Regions from separate parts of the Homo sapiens genome. Here region 1 is linked to region 2. Evidence: chromatin loops called from intact Hi-C (ENCODE). Cell type or tissue: Caco-2. All regions are shown on one strand.

Region 1 (5,000 bases), 160 kb after region 2:
CAAAGTCTCTAAAACAGCATGTACCTCCAGAATATATTATGGTAGCCAGCCTTAAACTGGACAAGCTGAAAGGGAACTGAGAGATCTCCAGTTTGTTCTCTAGTTTTCAAGACACAAGTCCATAGACAGGAAGTCATTAGGTCAAAGTCACAAGTCAGGAGACAGGCAGAGCTGAAGAAAAACACAGGTAGAATCCAAAATTCATATTCTACTGGGTTGCTTATGAAAGTTAAAAGACACAATATGTTAACATCAACTTGTCAGCCTATTTATAGCAGACCTCTGGTGATTTGAGTAGTTCGCCTCAATCTAAGGGACAAGCCAAACTGTTTGGGATGGCTTTCTTATAGACTCATAATTAAGACTCTATCCTTAGTGTACTCTTCAGCCTATTGCACTAAAGTGAATACTACTTTATGTAAGAACAGTAAGTCCATTACCAAAAAATAAAAACAAGAAAAACACATTATCACTCAATCTCCTTCATTGGTCCTATAAATCAATGCTATTTTCTGAGTCCAAGATCCATGAAAAACCTTCACTAAGTATAAACATCATAAATCATTAACTGATCATTTCCAAAAAGTGACTTTAACTCTGGCCAGGGGTAAATATTCCTGGGATTTATGTCCAATCACAAGCAAGCAGTATTATTTCAGCACATTCGACAGTAGAATTTTGAAAGGGTCATCTAAAAATAGATTCTCAATGACTGCAATGTGAAATCATGCAAACAGAACAGCAGTTGAATGTTGTGGTTTAGAGCTGCAGAGAGACCCACTGAAGCCTTGATAATGTTGTCCCCCAGCACTCAGATAGGAAGCCGACACCAGGCGGCCTTGTTGGCAGTCTGGGGAAAGGCCACACAGCAGACCTCACTGCCTGAGGAAGGCGGGGAGTATGAAGGCTTGAGAGCCCAGAGACAGACAAGGAAAAGGGAAGGAGAAATGAAGGAAGCAAAAACAAGGGAGCTAAGAGGATTTCTCGGAGCACCACCAAGCCAGAGATCTTGTCAGCGCTCTGAGAAAAAGCAGAGAGATTCCATTCATCTCTGCCTTACAGTGGGCTCTTTTGTTAGGCTTGTAGGGCTTCTCTTTTATTCATATATTACAGAGGGGGAGTTGGGATGATATGGGGAGAAAAAGGAGGTGAGAGAGAAAGAGAGGAGTGGAGAGGGGAGAAGAAGGGAAAAAAGCATTTCCTCTCCATAGAAAAAACATTTTAGGCCAGGTGCAGTGACTCATGGGAGCACTTCAGAACGTCGAGGTGGGCGGATTGCCTGAGCTCAGGAGTTGGGGACCAGCCTGGGCAACACAGTGAGACCCCGTCTCTACTAAAAATACAAAAAATGAGCCGGGCGTGGTGACAGGCACCTGTAACCCTGGCTACTTGGGAGGCTGAGGCAGAAGAATTGCTTGAACCTGGGAGAAGGAGGTTGCAGTGAGCTGGGATCATGCCACCACACTCCAGCCTGGGTGACAGAGAGAGACTCGGCCTCCAAAACAAACAAACAAACAAACAAACAAAAAAGCAAGCATTTTATTTTCACAGGGAAATGACCTAAGAAAAACTTACCTTCCCCAATCGAGAGGTTTCCCTGAAAACGTTTCCCAGGCTTCCCTGGCCCATGCAGTGCTGTGCGTGCACGCTTTCTCTCTCTCTCTCTCTCTCTCTCTCTCTCTCTCCTTCGTTGGCTAAACTTGTACCAGCCACAAGCACTGTGCCTCAGTTCATTTATTTTTTTTTCCATCTGCAAATGCAGTTCATCCCCCTGACTGGTGACGATGTTATACAATGTGCTGAAAATCTTGGAACAACATGTATTCATGGATAAAAACTCGGTCTCTAGGCGTTTCATTCCCCCGACACAGCAGCCGCTAATGCCACCACTCTAGAGTGTTTCCCATGTGCCAGCACTGTGAGGACCAATTTACACACACGGTCTCATTGGAATTTACTATATTTACACGTACAAATGTACAGCAGCCAGGGAGGAAGATTTCCCCATTCTGCAGCAAAGGAAGCTTAAATTCCAAAAAGCTAAGTGACTTGCCCAACATCCCAAAGGTAATAAATGACTGGATTGGAATCCAAATCCGCATGTGACACCAGGGTGCAGGTTATCTTAGTCTTAAATGAGATAAGATGAAGCTCTCAGAATAGCAAATCTGTTACGAGTGGGAGTTAGGGAAAAGATAAGGCGTAGTTCAGAGAAAACGAGGCACTATCTAGGTCACCACTGAGCTCACCCACTTATCTAGAGAATCAGTTATTGACTAGAAAGTGGTGTAACTGATAGTTGTCTTGAGTTGCAGGCCAGGCTTCCTCCTGACCACAGTCTAGGCCCTGAACCTCCTTAGGGCTCTTTAAATCTTAGCTCTAAAATGAGATGGTCTCTCAGGACCCTTTCAACTCCAAAAGATTCCCTTAGGATTCCCAGCAGTAACCTATTTCTGGGTATCCTGAAGCGTGTCACACGCCACCTAAAAAAGGAGGTTAGAGGAGTGAATGCAAAATGAGGTCAACAGCACCTGCGGGACTACCTGTAGGCCTCGGGAAGGTAAGGAATCCAGACATTACCCCTGACACATGGATTGGGCCCTGGCCTCAGGAAGGTAAGGAATTCGGACATTACCCCAACACATGGATCGGGCCCATTGGGTTAGTGTGCTAAGTTTCCATTGATTATATTGTAACACTAGTTGCCGTCTGTTCTGGACATTGTTGCTGTGTAACAAGCAACCCCCAAACCAGCAGTTTAAGGCAATGAATTTATTTTGCTCACAACTTTGTGGGTCAGGAATTTGGAAAGGACTCAGCTGGGCTGTCTGACTCTCATGCATGTGCATCAGCTGGGGTGACTTGGGTTGAAGGGGACCCTTTCACCATGGCTTCCTCCTCCACATACCTGGAGCCTTATGGTTTACACTTTTCCCAGCTTGGTGGTCTCAGGATATTCATACTTCTAACATGGCAAGTGGCTTCTAAAAGGTGAAGGTAAAAGCTGCCGGTCCTCTAAAGGGTAGGTCCAGAAGTAGAACAACGTTCATCATACACATCCCATTACGTAAAGTGATCACAGGGTGGCCCAGATTCAAAAGGAGGAGAAGCAGCCTCCATCGCTCCATGACGGGAGTGCTAATCTGCCACGGTGTCCCACCTTGGGATCTGACCAGGAAGGCCCCAGCCAACTGCTGGATTTGGAGAAATTGGAATGATCCAGAAATGGGAAATTGGACTGATACATAGAACTATACCCACTCAATGAGTAGGGCAGGCGCTGGGGACAGACTCCACAGTTGTAGGTGGAGGACAAGGTATTTTTACCTGCCAGGCATCCATGATCCATCCAGCTTTCTTCTGATAACAGCACGTTGGGGAAACTTACTGCCTCAGCTCTCCATCCATGGGATTTGGGTAGAGGACCAATTTTACTCCTGGAATGTGTGACTTGGGCCTGACCAATTATCATCAGTGCCTGGCATATAGTAAGTGTTCATGATGAATGAATGAATGAATGAATGAGCGAATAAAGGGAAAATATTTCATTTCCCAGACCACAAGAATTGTTTTAGGGATAGATACATAATTCAAGTTCTACAACTTGTGCTAGAAAGAGGTATTCTCTTTATGCTGAACTTGGAGTTGTGGGCATGTATTCCTAAAGCCAATGAGAGACACCGTGAAGTGAATCCCTGCAGGAGACTGGAGCTGGCCCAGGGGAAAGAAAAGCCGAGACACAGAAGGAGCAAGACAGAGTCCTGATGGCACTGTTTGACATCCAACTATCTCTAGTTGGTCTATCCCCTGGATTGTTTGCTTGAATGGCTGAAATTTATGCACTGACAACATCAAATTGCGGAGAAGATATAGAGCAACAGGAATGCTCATTCACTGCCTGTGGGAATGCAAAATGATACAGCTACTTTGAAAGACAGTGTGGCAATTTCTTACAAAGCTAAACATAGGCTTACCATATGATCCAGAAATCATGGTCCTTGACATTTACCCAAATGAATTCACACAAAAACCTACACGTGAATGTTTATAGAAGCGATATTCATATTCGCCAAAACTTGGAACCAACCAAGATGTCCTTCAATAGGTGAATGAATAAACACACATGTGGAACATCCAGACAATGGCCCATTATTCAGGTATAAATAGAAATGAGCTATCAAGGCACAAAAAGACATGGAGGAACACTAAATGCATATTGCTAAGTGAAAAGCCAGTCTGAAAAGGATACATACTGTATGATTCCAACTTTATGACATGTTGGAAAACGCAAAACTATACAGACAATAAAATGATCAGTGGTGGCCATTGGGGTACGGGGGAAGGAGACATAGGTGGAGAACAGAGATTTTAGGGCAGTGAAACTATCCTATATGATACTGTCATGGTGGAAAAGTGACTTTCTGAATTTTTTAAAACCCATATAACTATACAACACAAAGAGCTAACCCTAATGCGTATATGGGCTTTAGTTAATAATAATGAACTAATATTGTTTCCTCAATTGTAATCAATGTACCACATCAATGCAAGATGTTAAAAATAGGGAAAACTGTGTGCACAGGGAGGGGACAGTAAGAGGGGATTATGGAGGCACTCTGTACCTTCCTTCAATTTTCCTATAAACCCAAAACTGCTCTAAAAAACAAAGTCTATTTTTAAAATGAGCTAGACAGAGTCCTGATGATATCATTTGTTATGCAGCTGTGCCTAAAAATAGTCTAGCCCCTGGACTATTCAGCTGCAAGTCAATACATCCTCTTTTTAGCTTAAGCAAGTGTGGGTTCATTTTCTGTCACTTGTGATCAAAAATGTTCTGTTAAGTGTTAAAAGTAAATCCAGTTTGGCGGCCAGGAAACGATGTGTGAAAACTACAACAGGACCTGATTGGGCCCTGAGAACAGTCAACAGGTGACATTAGGATTTTCCAACAAGCAGACAGCACTGGGATGGGGCTCCCCATGGCTTTGGGAGTCAGAGGA
Region 2 (5,000 bases):
AACTCACAGAAAGTAGAATGCTGCTTCCCAGGGGCTGGGAGAAGGGAATGGGGAGGAATTGTATTATGGTTACCGAGTTTTGGTTTGGGATGATGAAAAAGTTCTGGAGATGGATGGTGGAGATGGTTGCACGGCAGTGTGGTTAAAATGGTTTACCTCGTTGTGTATATTTCACCACGATTTTTTAAAAAGCCACTGAGTTGGCCACGTGCAGTGGCTCACGCCTGCAATCCCAGCACTTTGGGAGGCCGAGGCGGGTGGATCACGAGGTCAGGAGTTCGAGACCAGCCTGGCAAACATGGTGAAACCCCGTCTCTACTGAAAATTCAAAAATTAGCTGGGCGTGGTGGTGGGCACCTGTCATCCCAGCTATTCAGAAGTCTGAGGTAGGCGAATCATTTGAACCCGGGAGGCGGAGGCTGCAGTGAGGGAAGATCACGCAATTGCACTCCAGCCTAGGCAACAGTGCAAGACTACATCTCAAAAACAACAACAACAACAACAACAAAAAGCCACTGAGTTAGAAAGCAGTGAACAGTGGGAAAACTCTCACAAAATTATGGCTTTCTGTACTATGTGATATTAGTAAAACTGGCACAATTGGAACCAAACATTTACAGTAGTATTCTGTGGCATTAGAATTCTAACAGTGCAAACACATCTTTGTACTTTATTTTTTTCTATCTATAAAACAGGAATAAGGCTACTTACTACAAAATGAAAGAAGATTGCAAGTCCCAAAAACCGTTTTATTAGAAAAGTTGAGAATACCAATGAAAACCTAGTTAAGAACAGAAATGATTAGATCCCTGAATAGAGAAGGGGTATTTTAGATTAAATCTTCCCAGAGTATTTGGGATCAGTAATGTGTTGCCTCTATTAAACACGACGAAAAAACAGCAACACTGATTACAAGCAGAATGGAAAAAATACATAATAATGCATGGCTTTTTTGATCAATAATTGTTTCTTCATATTGTCAATGTATGCTTACAAAGAAGTTTCTCTATTCAAATGCTTCCATTCACTGACAGAACACTGCTTATGATGAAATCTTACAGAAAACATGCATGCCTTTTATGGCTGGATATGCCTCCTTGCCTCACAGGGCCCAACTGAGACAATATTCTAATTGCGTATTCTCGATGTGTACTTACAAAGGTGTTTCTCTGTCAAATCCTTCCATTCTCTGACAGAAAACAGTTTATGATACATCTTAAAGAAAGCATGCTCATATTTGCATTCTATTGCTGGATTTTTCTGCTTGGCCTCATGGGGCCCAATGGAGAAAGAATCATGTTCTAATAACGTATTCTCGATGTGTGCTTACCAAGGTGTTTCTCTGTCAAACTCTTCCGTTCACGGAAAGAAAACAGCTTCACGTGAATCTTTAAAAAAGCGAGCTTACGTTTGCCTTTTACAGCTACGTATATAAACTTGCATAGTACGAAGAAATAAAAAAAAATGTTCTAGTCTTAAAAATTGTTTCTTTTTAAAAACTGTATTTCCGAAGGTATACAGATCAATATCAGAGTGTTAGCCCCTGATTTTCAGGTTGAGATCCTGGGATTTCAGCTCCCAAGATGGCAGGAGAGGCCTTGTTCTCTAACGCTAATCTCAGCTCATTTCCAAGTGCCAAGCCTTGAAACTCAGATCTGTAAACCTCTGCTTATAACGTAACAACACAGGTCCACATTAATAACCATGATGAAGCAGGCCCAATGTTTTTAACCCCCAATGTGAACAAAAGTATTTACTTATAATCTAGTTTTCTGTGCATTCTCTAATACTGAAGTCGTTTCTCTTTAAGATAAACATTTTAGGACAGTTAATATTTCTGTAACTGCAGCCAGCCAGGAAATACATTGAGTTACACGAAGTTTTTTATTAAAGGTGGTATGGCTAATGCCACCTAAAAATGGCTCCCTTCCCCCAGTTCTTCCCAGTGGAACTTAGTCCTAAAGCTGACACCCATTTTCATGTTTAAATAAGAGCTTCACAGGGCTCTCAACCTCCACATCCAGAGCCAGGGCGTGCGGGTACAAAGCTTTCTTTCCATTTGGAAAAGTTCATTAAATGAAATGGTAACGAACTCCGCTTCCAAGCAGAATGAGCAACTACGCTAACATTTCTGTTAACTGCAAGCAGGTGCCAGCCTCCCTAATGACAGGAAGTTCCCTGAGGGCGAATATCCTGCACTTATCTGTGCCCTGGATGCTGGATCCTTCATTTGGAGTTGAACAAACATCAGTTGAATTAATACATTCCATAAACTCAATCCAGTCTCACTCATCTGTCTTCACTCTGCCAAACCTCTTTGAGTAATTTCCTCAACGTTAGAAATATAGTGAAGAAAAGTCTAGAATAAACAAGTTGCTTCCCTATCACGGAGGCACATTTCCTTCGGAGATTCTGAAATAACACTACTGGCTTATAAATATGACAAGCCTTCACTGGGGAAAAAAAAGAGATCCATCAGACTTGCCGAGAGAGGGGACCTTGCCAAATTGCTCACTTTCTGGTCCTGTTTATAGAGTGAGTGATAGCAGTCTTCATTTGCGACATATTTTCCGGAGTCCGGAAGCAGCTACTGGCCATTCAGAAGGCAAGAAGACCTCACCAACTGCACCCTCGGTCACAAGAAAGAATTATTTACTTGGGAATTCCTGTTCAGCAAAAGAAAAACAGAACTATTTAAGAAGAGATTAGAACAAGGAAGAATGGGGCAGAAGAGAAGTATGCATACCATTCCTGGCAAATCATTGTTGGGAACAAACAATGACGATCAAATTTTAATCTAAAGAATGCCGCAAGTTAGCTCACCTGTGGTTTATCACTACCCCAAGTACTGATTACTCAATCAGGGTCTCCAAAAAGTATAGCATGTTTTCGTTCAAACGCAAGCTAAAAATGACAGCCTTGTTCACACATTGTAAGACTTTACCTAAATTATAACGAAGAGAAAAAAAAGCTACACTCCTTTTCTATTAATATATACAAGCCTCTCAGGAAAATTCCCGGTGACAAACACCTAGAAAAAACCCATTCGTTGTATGAAGCACTCGGCTCAAGTCCATAAATTGATTTTCTAAGATGTTATCTTAATTTGCTTCTGAAATAATTACCAATTTGACATACCAATTGTGAAAATTAATTTTTTTAAATGTAAGCTTCTCCAAAGAAGGGTCGGCCAGCTAAGCATCATTTGGAAACACCCATACCAATTAGTAGAATTCCTTGAACAGAGGAAGGCACTAAGTCAATGAATGAAAACAAACTAAACTCTTTTGGAAACAGCAATGCTGAAGAAACCGTATATTCAATCTTCAGAAGCCAGTTACCCGGTTGCTGTAAAGCAGTGCATATCTAAACCCTCTATTGCAAAGTAACCAAAATCTCACAATTAGAATAAACAGAGGAAACCAGTGAGAGGGTCATCTCAAAACCGTTCCTACCTCTCTACCTGGCTGGTAACTGCCCTAAAATTGCAACCCTGGGCTTTATCAAGCAAAGAAATGGAAATTCTACTTAAGCAAATCCAGAAATTTCTGTTAGTTGCATTACCCAAGTAAAAGCACACAAGGGCAACAGAATTTCAAAACCAAGTTTGTTACTCAATACCCCATATTAGGAGATAAGAGGAGGATAAAACTGTTCTGTCATTCACTAGTTCCTTCCAAAAAAGATTTGGAGTGTGTTAAAAGTCATACATGTCTCATGCCTGTAATCCCAGCATTTGGGAGGCTGAGGACAGATCACTTGAGGTCAGGAGTTCGAGACCAGCCTGGCCAATACGGTGAAACCCCATCTCTACTAAAAATACAAAAATTAGCCAAGCATGATGGCAGGCACCTGCAGTCCCAGATACTTGGGAGGCTGAGGCAGAAGAATTGCTTGAACCCAGGAAGCAGAAGTTGCAGTGAGCTGAGATCATGCCATTACACTCCAGCATGTGTTACAGCAAGACTTCATTTCAAAAAAAAAAAAAAAGTCATACATTCAACTAGGTAAATAAAATAACATTAGAAAGCCAGGCTGGGTGCGGTGGCTCAAGCCTGTAATCCCAGCACTTTGGGAGGCCCAGGTGGGTGGATCATGAGGTCAGGAGATCAAGACCATCCTGGCTAATATGGTGAAACCCTGTCTCTACTAAAAATCCAAAAAAATTAGCTGGGCATGGTGGTGGGTGCCTGTAGCCCCAGCTACTTGGGAGGCTGAGACAGGAGAATGGCGTGAACCCAGGAGGTGGAGCTTGCAGTGAGCCGAGATCATGCCACTGCACTCCAGCCTGCACGACAGAGCAAGACTCCGTGCCAAAAAAAAAAGTAAGTAAGTCAAGGCCACCCTACAAAAGAAACAGCAAGTGGTACACACAAGGGCTAATATAATTTCCAGATCTCTGTATTAAGTGTGGTTTTGAGTTTCCTGGGGGCCAGGACCAAAAATAAAAAGGTACATACTATACATTCTTAGAAAAAAAAATAAGTATCCATCTTCTCAAGGAAAAGAAAAAATATCATGGTATGATTGTCTAAAAGAAGTTTTCCACATGGAATGTTACACAAGGAACAGCGCACTACAGCATGGACAAAAGCCTTTATTCATTCATGCCAAATAAAAGCATACTGAACACATAGCTGTGTTTTATTAAAAAAAAAAAACTGTTAAAGGCCAAAGACATAGGATTATGCCTAGCCTTTAATTCACTGCTCTTTAAATCATTTTAATTCACTGAAAGAAAATGCTAGCAGGATCCTCACACTTGGCCTCCCAGGATCCTAACTTCATACCAAGATGGAACGTAATGTATTCTGCAGAACGTTCTTCCCAGAGATCATTTCCTTCTGTTGGCTTATTGAGAGCACAGTGATTAAAACCTCCAGAACTCTTACTCTGTTGCTTTGGTAAGTTCAATAAGCAATCTCACCTGGCTGAATGCACCTGAAGTTACAGCAAATCAGAGCAAGAACTAAAGCAAGTCTCTGCTGCTGGAAACAGCA

Evidence for each region. Peaks named below come from ENCODE experiments on the same cell type or tissue, not always from the same donor. Only the 100,000 strongest peaks of a DNase experiment are listed, where the experiment ranks them.
Region 1: a loop joins it to region 2, with 8 times the contacts of the local background. A loop is called at or near these places in 2 of 110 quality-filtered maps.

The regions. Positions count from the first base shown.
Region 1 is chr10:14,736,116-14,741,115 of GRCh38, forward strand. All of the region lies in intron 1 of FAM107B (family with sequence similarity 107 member B), which reads right to left. Among named protein-coding and RNA genes, the nearest start is that of FAM107B, 36 kb to the right of the region's middle. RefSeq lists an enhancer at 1,697-2,218. In Caco-2, no CTCF peak of the experiment used is centred here; a DNase peak (open chromatin) is centred at 2,096.
Region 2 is chr10:14,576,045-14,581,044 of GRCh38, forward strand. The region is part of intron 2 of FAM107B (family with sequence similarity 107 member B); the gene reads right to left. Among named protein-coding and RNA genes, the nearest start is that of MIR1265, 140 kb to the left of the region's middle. In Caco-2, no CTCF peak of the experiment used is centred here; DNase peaks (open chromatin) are centred at 2,173 and 2,587; H3K4me3 peaks cover 1,565 bases.